Regions from separate parts of the Mus musculus genome. Here region 1 is linked to region 2. A link is a loop called in an ENCODE intact Hi-C map of the cell type or tissue named here. Cell type or tissue: left cerebral cortex. All regions are shown on one strand. Links, peaks and the distances in the headings refer to the core of each region. The heading gives the core; the rest is flanking DNA. Region 1 holds the start of Mob3a (MOB kinase activator 3A). Region 2 holds the start of Gm31298 (a long non-coding RNA gene).

Region 1 (4,381 bases), core at 197-4,196, 78 kb after region 2:
ACAATATTCATATTTTTGCTAATTTATGATGTGTTCTGCCCCATTGTAAAGCCATTATAACTGGATATATCCATTCCTGCAGTTCTAGTTCTTGGGGGGGCTGAATCAGGAGAACTTGACACGGTCCTGGGCTACCGAGGGAGTGACAAGCCAGCTGGGATGTGTACACCGCTGGAGCCATAGCTCTGTGCGTAAGAGTGCTCGGCTGTTCTTGCAGAGGTCTGGGATTCAGGTCCCTGCACTCACATGGCAGCTCACAACCGCACGTGACACCCTCAGAAGAGGCTCCTGTAGGCAAGTGGCACACATACACACACAATAAAAACTACATTTCTCCTAGGTAAGAGGCATGCCATTCACACAGTGCCCTGCAGTGTCGTCCTGGTCTCAGGGTGACACTAAGGTCGGGGATGGGGGGCTCTGCTCAGTCCACATCTCTGATCCCAGACAGATAAATTTCAATTCAAACATATGTTTCTATCACGTTCACTCCGCCCTAACATTGAAATTAATTCTACTTTGGGGTAGGGCTTATCACCCCCCTCCTCCAATACTGGGGAGGAACCCAGGCTCATACACACCCTAAGTTAATGTTCTGCTCCTGAGCCCTCACTGGGGGAATTCTAGGCGGGGCTCCACCCTGATTACACCCCCAGCCCTGTTGCTCTTTTTTTTTAAGATTTATTTTATATATGTGAGTACACTGTTGCTGTCTTTATACACACCAGAAGAGGGCATCAGATCCCATTACAGATGGTTGTGAGCCACCATGTGGTTGCTGGGAATTGAATTCAGGACCTCAGGAAGAGCACTAGCCCCCTTTTGCTCTTTTTGAGGTGAGATTTCACTAAGTGTCCCAGGCTGCCCTTGAACTTAAATGGCACTGGAATGGATCAAGATGGAGAAAGGACAGACATCAAGAAGCCCCAGGGGTGGAACTCTCTAGCCTTGTCACCTCTGCTGTTCACTGAGTTCTAAAAACAAGCCCAGGACAGGGGCGGTTAAAACCTGGTTTTCGGAAGTTCTCAGGTTATCTGCTTCTGCCTTTGTCAATGGTTAAGTCTGTGGTCTCTTTTGCATCCTGCTGCCTCCAGCTAGCACCTCTCTGAAGCCCCATCACTTACAGAGCTAGTAACCACTTCCTCCATGCTGAAGGAAGAGCTGGCTGACCTGAGAGTCCTACCTAACTGTCCCCTGACACTCCCACCCCTAGTTCCTGAGCTCCCAACTCTGCATAACGGTAGCAAATCAGAAACCAAAGTTACAAGGATACACGTGGAGCTCTGGAATAATAATTGCCCTGCCTTAACACTATGCCAACCTCTACTTGACTGTAGGCACTTTATTCTATGGAGCCTAGGGAAGGGGTGGAGGCAGGAGGGAAGAGAAAAGGCAAAGTTATTGGCGCAGACCTTTAATCTCAGCGTTCAGGAGGCACAGGCAGGGTGATCTCGCTGAGTTCCAGGATAGCCTGGGCTAAATATAAAAGGAAAGAATTAAAGAAAAGAAAAGAAAAGAAAAGAAAAAAGAAAAAGAAACTGCGGCCAAAGTTAACTTTCTGTGATCTGTTTTTGAGTCTCTCCATCCAGCCTTTCAATGGCTTATTTAGGGGAGGCCGAGGAGTGCTGAAGAGGCAGAAGTAGGGATAGAACCCAGGGCTTTCTACACACAAGGCAAATGCTTCACTCCAGAGCAAGAGCCCAGACCTTCAATGAAGTTTAACAGAAACGTGATCATTTCAAACAAATGAGTCAGCGGAGATGGGAAGGAGGATCCTATCCAGCCGCTGGAGGCTAGCCTGTGCTATCTAGGACCTCAAATATTAAACACGCTTTTGATCCATGACGCTTCCTTTCTCCCTCCTTTTGACAGATCCAGGTCCCCAGCGCCCACTCTGGGCCGGTCGCTGGACACTGTCACCCTGAGGGATGAAGTCCCGCTGCCCGCCGCCCGCCTTGGCCCTCGGAGGACCCACCTGGCTGTCCGGAACCGTCTCTCGCTTCGCCCAGTCTCCGGCCGCGCCCGCAGAGGGACACGCCCGCGGAGGGACACGCCGCACGCCCCGCCCAGGCCGCGCCCGCCAGCCGGATTTACTTCCCTTAAAGGGAAGCAGCCCGGATGGAGGTGTGGCGCCCGAGTTCGGAGGATCACGGTGTGAAAGGCAGGCGGCACTCCGCGCCCCTGGAGACCAGGACGGGCGCTGCTAATTGGCTGTAGTGGAGCGGATGAGGGGCGGGACGAGCCCTCCCTCGCTGGCTCGGGAACTGGCGCCAGCCCAAAGCGCATGCGTAAGGCGCTGTGGATGGGGTGGAGCCTGGGGACAGACTGGCATTACCAGTTGCCAATTGTAACTGGAGAGATTCAGTTACACTCTCCTGGGGAGATCCAGTAGAGCCAGCCCTGGGACAGAAGTCCGGATGGCGGTGGGGTGGGTGTGGTGACAGGCTAGAAAGGGGTGGAGCCATCCGTGGGCGGTACCAGGCCTGTAGGCGGAACCAGGCCTGGGACAGGAGTCTAATCGGGGCCTGGCCAGGTAGGGGCGGAGCCATCCGTGGGCAGGCGCTGTCTTTTTTTTTTTTTTCGAGACAGGGTTTCTCTGTGTAGTCCTGGCTGTCCTGGAACTCACTTTGTAGACCAGGTTGGCCTCGAACTCAGAAATTCGCCTGCCTCTGCCTCCCAAGTGCTGGGATTAAAGGCTTGCGCCATCAGGCCCGGTGGGCGGGACATGTCTAAGCGGGGCGGGACCAGAGTTGGAAGCATGATCAGGCCCGGGCAGGGGATGGCGCGGCCAGGGTCCACAGCGCGAGCTGTTGGTTGGTGCGGCGTGGCAGGGCGTGGCGCGGGAGGCACCGTTGGTTGGTGCGCGGCTGGAGGGTGCGGCGCTGGCGGCGCCGATGTTTGGGCAAGGCAGGCTGGGCCAGGCCATGGCCCTGCTGTTGTTTCTGGGCATGACAGCGGCGCTGGCCCGGGGCTGCCTGCAGTGCGACCCCAATTTCGCGGAGAAGTTCTCCTTCTATCGTCACCACGTGAACCTCAAGTCGTGGTGGGTGGGTGACATTCCTGTGTCGGGGATGCTGCTCTCCGATTGGATCCAGAACACGATGAAGGAGCTCCATCTGGCCATTCCTGCTGAGATCAGTGAGCGGCGGAACCCATTCCAGGGTCAGAAGAGCAGCAGGGAACCGGGCAGGGCCACTCATTTGCTTGCTTTTTCCTCCTGCCCTTAGCCCGGAAGAAGCTATATCAAGTAGCAGAAGCCGTGTACCAGAGGATGGACCAGCTGTACCAGGGGAAGATGTACTTCCCAGGTAAAAAGAGAAACAGGTGGGGCCGGTGCGAGCTGCTACGCACCTGAACTTGACCGTTCTGCTGTGACTCTCACATCAGGGTATTTCCCCAATGAGCTGCGGGCCATCTTCCGGGAGCAAGTGCGCCTCATCCAGAACGCCATCATAGAGAGTGAGCAGTGGGCTCCACAGAGGGGAAGATGATCATGGCCGCTGGCACTTCAGGGCTAGGGGCACTGGAAACAGGGCTCAGGGAGGAGTGACTCTGCAGGAGGCCCTTTTGCATAAATGTTTGCTAGCATGCCCATCACCCCCTTATTTCTGTCAAACTAGTCTCCTGGTGGCACCTAGGAACAATGGAACCATCCTTCCCTTAGGTTATCCCCATCTTTCACTGCAACTGACCCCTTCCTACATCCATGAAACTCATGTAGCACAAGCGTGTAATCCCAGCACTCAGAAATGAGGGAACGAGGCAAGAAGATTGCCACAAATCACAAGGCAGCCTAGGCTACCTTCTCTGTGCTAGGGTATCCTGGGCTACAAAAACAAGTGGGGCTGAGGTGTTGAGCTCTGGGCCTTGTCAGAAAGCACTATCCTGTTATGTCCTCCCCTCCCCAGGCCGCATTGACTGTCAGCGTCACTGTGGTAAGTGAACCATGGTCCAGGCTAAGGGCCACAGTGGCAGTGGCCCAGGCTGGGGAGGGCCCAGGGGAGTCTGGGGCTGCTTCTCATATATTGCAGGTATCTACCAGTACGAGACCATCTCCTGCAGCAACTGCACGGACTCCCACGTCATTTGCTTTGGCTACTACTGCAAGTATGGCTCATGCAGCAATCCCACTGCCCCTGGGGTCCTAGGCAAGGAAGGGGACCAGGGCCTTGGGGATACCCCACCACCAAGTCTTGTGTTCCCCCCCCCCACCCCAGGTCATCGGCACAGTGGGAGTCAGCTGTACAGGGCCTTCTGAAATACATGTGAGCTGGGGCTTATTGGGTACCAGGACATGGAGAGGGAGACACCAAGGGAGGCCACTTGGTCCCCTGACTCCAAACCTACTGTCATTGTAGAAACACCTGGCACAAGTAAGTTC
Region 2 (4,381 bases), core at 144-4,143:
TGGCCCCAGGTGACCTGCTGCAGGATTGGGACCCCAGAGGTTCTGGCATCTGGGAAGATATGGCCGTGCAAAAGAACGAAGAAAAAAACTAAGGATGAGGGGGTCATGTCTGTCATCCTAGCACTTGATGAATGAGGCAAAAGGGATTACGAAGAGTTGGGGGGCAGCCTTAACGACATAGTAGGGCTGTCTCTAAAATTAAAAAAAAAATCAAAATAAAATTTTAAAGAATTAAAACCGAGACAGGCAGTGCTGACTCTGACCACTTGCCGCTAACCAAAAGCGACATTTTGCTGCGGTGCGGACCATTAATTTTAGAATAGTATCTTCTTTTATGGAAACAACTTCCGGATCCAGCGCCAACCTCAACCACCACGGAGATCACGCCCCTCTATAACGCCCACCGTGACGTCAGGTGGCGAGACAGTGACGTCACAGACATGGTTGTGGGTTGGCGCCCGGGAGACCGCCACGCGTCTCCATGGCAACGAAAGGGTGCTGCCAGGCGGATTGCGTAAGCCCCGCCCCCACAAGGGTGGGTCCGCTGCTGGTCCTATAAACAGCTCAGGTACGCTCCCGTAGTCATCAGTCTCTGGTGTCCCGCGGGACCTGCAGACCAGCGGCCTCGGCTTGTCCGCAAAGCGCGGCGGCCGTAGCGCGGCGAATCCTTACCAACAGGCGCCGTCGCAAAATGGCGTGTCCACTTCTCGGTCACGCCCCTACGTTTTGATAAAGCTTCGCTCCCCTCTTCCCACCTACACCCTATTGTGGTAAAGCTACGCCCTACCAGCAGGCCACTCCCACAACCATCGTAAAGCGCTCAACTTGCCTCTAGGCCACTCCCCTACCTTGTGGTTAAAATACCGCGCTCATCTTCAAGCCACGCCTTCACACTGTCGTAAAACTTCACCTTCGCCTCAGAGCCACAGCTCCGACCGTCGTAAAGCGCCGCGCTCCCCTCCAATACCGTACCCACACTGTCGTAAAGCCGCGTTCCGTTCCTTAAGGCCACGCCCCGCGCTGTGACGTAGAACGCGCACGCCTCTCGCGGCTCGGGTTGCGACTGCGCAGTGGAGCGCGGAGGCCGCCGCCCCCCGCTGGCGGACGCTGGCGGCGTAAGGCGCGCGGGGGCTCCGCGGAGCGGGCGCGGCGGAGCGGCGGAGCCCGGCCCTCTCCGCCGAACATGCCGAGGCCGGCCCCGGTAGCGCGGGAGCCGGAGCGGGGGCCCGAGCCGGAGCGCGAACGTGCGCGGGGCCCGGAGCGGGGGACGCCGCGCTGCTGAGCTCGGCCACCGCCGCCCGCGGGCCCCAGGCGGGGCGCAGGTAATGTTGCGCGCGCAGGGTCGGCCGTGCCCCACCCCCGCCGCGTCGGGACCCCGTGACTCCCACTGACCCCGGATAACCCCACTCCGCACCGGGTCGAGCATGGTGTGCACCCTGCGTTTCCTGACTGGGTTTCTGCACCCGGCGACCCCCACTTCCGGTCACCCTGCCTCAGTATCCCTCACTGTCCCTGACCCCACCTTTGCTCTGGCTCTCTGGTCCCTGAATTCGAATGGGCACTGTTTCCTGGGTGCTCAGCTCACCTGCGACACCCAGGCGTCCCCACTTCCGGTCACCCTCCCCCGAGACCCCGCATTCTGCCTCAGTGTTCCATCTCACTTTGACCCCATTCTTGTTCCTGCGCTCTGACTTCCAAGTTTCCTGTGTCTCCTTCCTAGGTGTTCAGCTCACCTGCAACCCCCTCCCACGTTTTTCTCCGTGTCCCCCGATGTCCCTTTCTTGTCCCTAGATCCCTCTAAACACCTGGTCACCAGGCCTCCTGCCATCTGGACTCGGCTCCCTGTCCGTCCACACTCCCAGCACTTCTTCCTGATGCTGACTCTTTACTGTTTGTGGACCTGATGGTTTGTTGAGGGAGAAGAGCTGGGGGTCTTAGGGACAGGGACAGAGGGTCCTGTCTAGGTGGAAGAGGACCTGTTGCTGAGAGCTGCTTGGGAACTCTAGGCCCAGCTGCCTGCGCCCTCCCCCTTCCGCTCTGGCCACCGGCTTTGTTTTCCGGAAACACACGGTTCAAGGCGGGAGGGGTGAGATGTCTGAGCAGGCTGCCGGATCCCCTGCTGGTCCCCCTCTGCCTCAACTTTGTGCACGGGTGACTGTGACTTTTTCAATAAGAGATGGAATTAGAAAGAATGTCTGCAGAGAGCGGTGTTTGTAGTGTCCTGGACTTATAAGTTGGGGCCAGATGGTTTTCATCTTGGTGGCCTCCTAATGGCAGTTTGCAGGAAGCAGTCTGGGAGGTGGTGTGTAGGTGGAGACCTGTCTGTATCCTCTCCGGCTCATCCCTCAGGGCTCTGGAGGCAGATGGGGATCTTTGTCTAGGGGGACTGTGGGAGCTGGTGGGTGGAAGGCACAAAGGCCTTGTTGGTGTAGGAGAAACCCCAGCAGCCTACAGAGATTGTGTTAACCAAGTCAGGTGCTAGGGTGAACACTGTCTGGGCCCCTCGGCTGCCCCGGGGGATTTGCTTGGGTGTAGAGGAAAATGGTGTCTGCGGGTCTCTCTCTGCACCAGAGGTGTGTGGTACTGGCTGGTGGGTTCCTTTCCCAACCCCCAGATCACAGGGATGCAGTGCCTGTCTGCCTGCCATGTGTCTCCCAGGCCTGAACTAACACTGCTCATTCCCCACCCTTCCTACAAAGGCTGAGCCCTGCTCATACCCTGGGAGCCAGGGGACATGGGGGGAACTAGATGGACTGAGCAGAGCACTGAGGACCCCAGGGAGGGCCAGATCTAGATGCTCTAAAGCCAGCCTAGGCTCCAGGGCCTGCTGCAAGCTAGTGGGGTGAGATGTAGTGTCTGCATGCATCTTACTCCTGGGCCTGCTTGCTCAGGAGAGGTGGCCTCTCTTCTGCTTTGATTTTACCTTGGAGTGGTCACATCCAAGAGGCCAGGCAGCCAGTGCTGTCCACCATGGTTTGTAGTATCATGGGATTGTTGTGGCTTTTCTGTAATCATACAGTCACTGCCTCTGGCAGAGGATGTAGGTAAGATGTTTGGTAGTTGAACTGCTCCCACAAGCCCATCCGCATCTTTGAGGAAGCCAGCATGCCCATTTGAGAATTGGGACAAATGGCGGTGTGCCAGATAAATGCAGGAGACCATTTGTGTTCCTGGGGAGCTTACGAATGAGGGATGCTTGTGCAGAGATGTGTATTCACTCAGTGGCAGGACAGATACTGTGCTGCATGGTGGATAGTTTTTATTCTGTGTGACTTCTTTCTGCTGAGATGCACCACCTAGGCCCTTTCCACCCACAGCAGCTGGGGGCTGGTGAGGCCCTGCTCTCGCCTGTGTGGTAAGCCAGGTGGGAGGAGTGAGGAAAAGTAGGATTAAGTGTCCTGTAGTGTAGCCTTTGGTGTCAAGATGGCATAGGACAGGCAGTGGCTTTCTTGTTATCTGGGGGACAAATGGGGCCATGTGAAAGAGCCCTAGCCTGGAGCTACATCATGGTGGAGAAGTGGGTAGGACTTTATTCAGGTTCCCCCACACATCTGTTGTCCAGGGCCTTGGTGTACATGCTCTTGCTGGACCCAAGCTCTGTCCTTGTAGGCTGGATATCAACTTGCCAGTCAGTGCCCTGGGCAGTCTTTGCCTGAGAGCCTGTTAGTTGATGTTGGCACAGCCATAGGCATGAAGCTCACAGAGTTGTCTATGCACTTAGCTGAGAGCTGGTGAGCTGAGAAGACCCTTAATCTGGGGCTTGTGTGGTATGGTGTCCATGAGGTGGCCATAGCACCTTTTATAGAGGGATAACCTGTTCCATAGAGGAGGACCACCTGATGTTAGTAACCCTGGGGCCAGAGGATATGCTGGTGAAGGCCAGGATGGCTGCACTCTGAGGAAGCCCATCTTGCATGGCCCTGTGGGTTAGGACACATCTATGCCTTTGCTATCCTATCCACTCCCTGTCACCTGTTACATTCAGAGCTGGGCAGTAGTGCTTGTGTGGGAACCTGCCCATGAATTGCTCTGACCTCAGTGGGTCAAAGTTGTCCCCATCCTGGTCCCTGGGAGGTGTCTTGATCTCAAGGTGTGTGGTGTTGGGGAACCTCAGCAGGTCTCCACTCAGCTCCTGAAATGCAGAAACATACCTGGTCACCTGAGGAGACACTCTGGCTGCTTACCCTTGGGTGGTGGGACAGGTTCCCTAGGCCTATGGGACCATCAGACTCTATGGACTCCGTCTCTCTGTGCTCTGCACCATACACTGCACTGTCACCAAGAGGCTCCGTTCTGGGCAGAGAGGGCACAGAACACTCAGAACAGGTGGCAGTCAAAGAGCCACGCCTGGGACCCACAGCTGTCAGATCTGTCCTCTGGC

The links. Hi-C counts contacts between places; a loop is a spot of excess contacts. Peaks named below come from ENCODE experiments on the same cell type or tissue, not always from the same donor. Only the 100,000 strongest peaks of a DNase experiment are listed, where the experiment ranks them.
Region 1: a loop joins it to region 2, with 2.6 times the contacts of the local background. A loop is called at or near these places in 1 of 42 quality-filtered maps.

What each region holds. Positions count from the first base shown.
Region 1 is chr10:80,699,822-80,704,202 of GRCm38, forward strand. Mob3a (MOB kinase activator 3A) reads right to left here and starts at 1,999. Exons shown (of 4, transcript NM_172457.2): 1 at 1,976-1,999. Izumo4 (IZUMO family member 4) reads left to right here and starts at 2,872. Exons shown (of 10, transcript NM_027829.3): 1 at 2,872-3,138; 2 at 3,228-3,308; 3 at 3,388-3,459; 4 at 3,909-3,935; 5 at 4,032-4,107; 6 at 4,218-4,265; 7 at 4,359-4,373. The coding sequence starts at 2,895. In left cerebral cortex, for the core only: CTCF peaks have their summits at 735 (motif pointing right), 2,162 and 2,909; DNase peaks (open chromatin) are centred at 2,284, 2,755 and 3,888; H3K4me3 peaks cover 2,546 bases; H3K27ac peaks cover 2,075 bases.
Region 2 is chr10:80,621,629-80,626,009 of GRCm38, forward strand. Gm31298 (a long non-coding RNA gene) reads right to left here and starts at 1,119. Exons shown (of 3, transcript XR_871877.3): 1 at 849-1,119. It also overlaps a transcript of Csnk1g2 not described here. In left cerebral cortex, for the core only: CTCF peaks have their summits at 247 and 2,262; DNase peaks (open chromatin) are centred at 524, 846, 1,432, 2,078 and 2 more places; H3K4me3 peaks cover 3,012 bases; H3K27ac peaks cover 2,681 bases.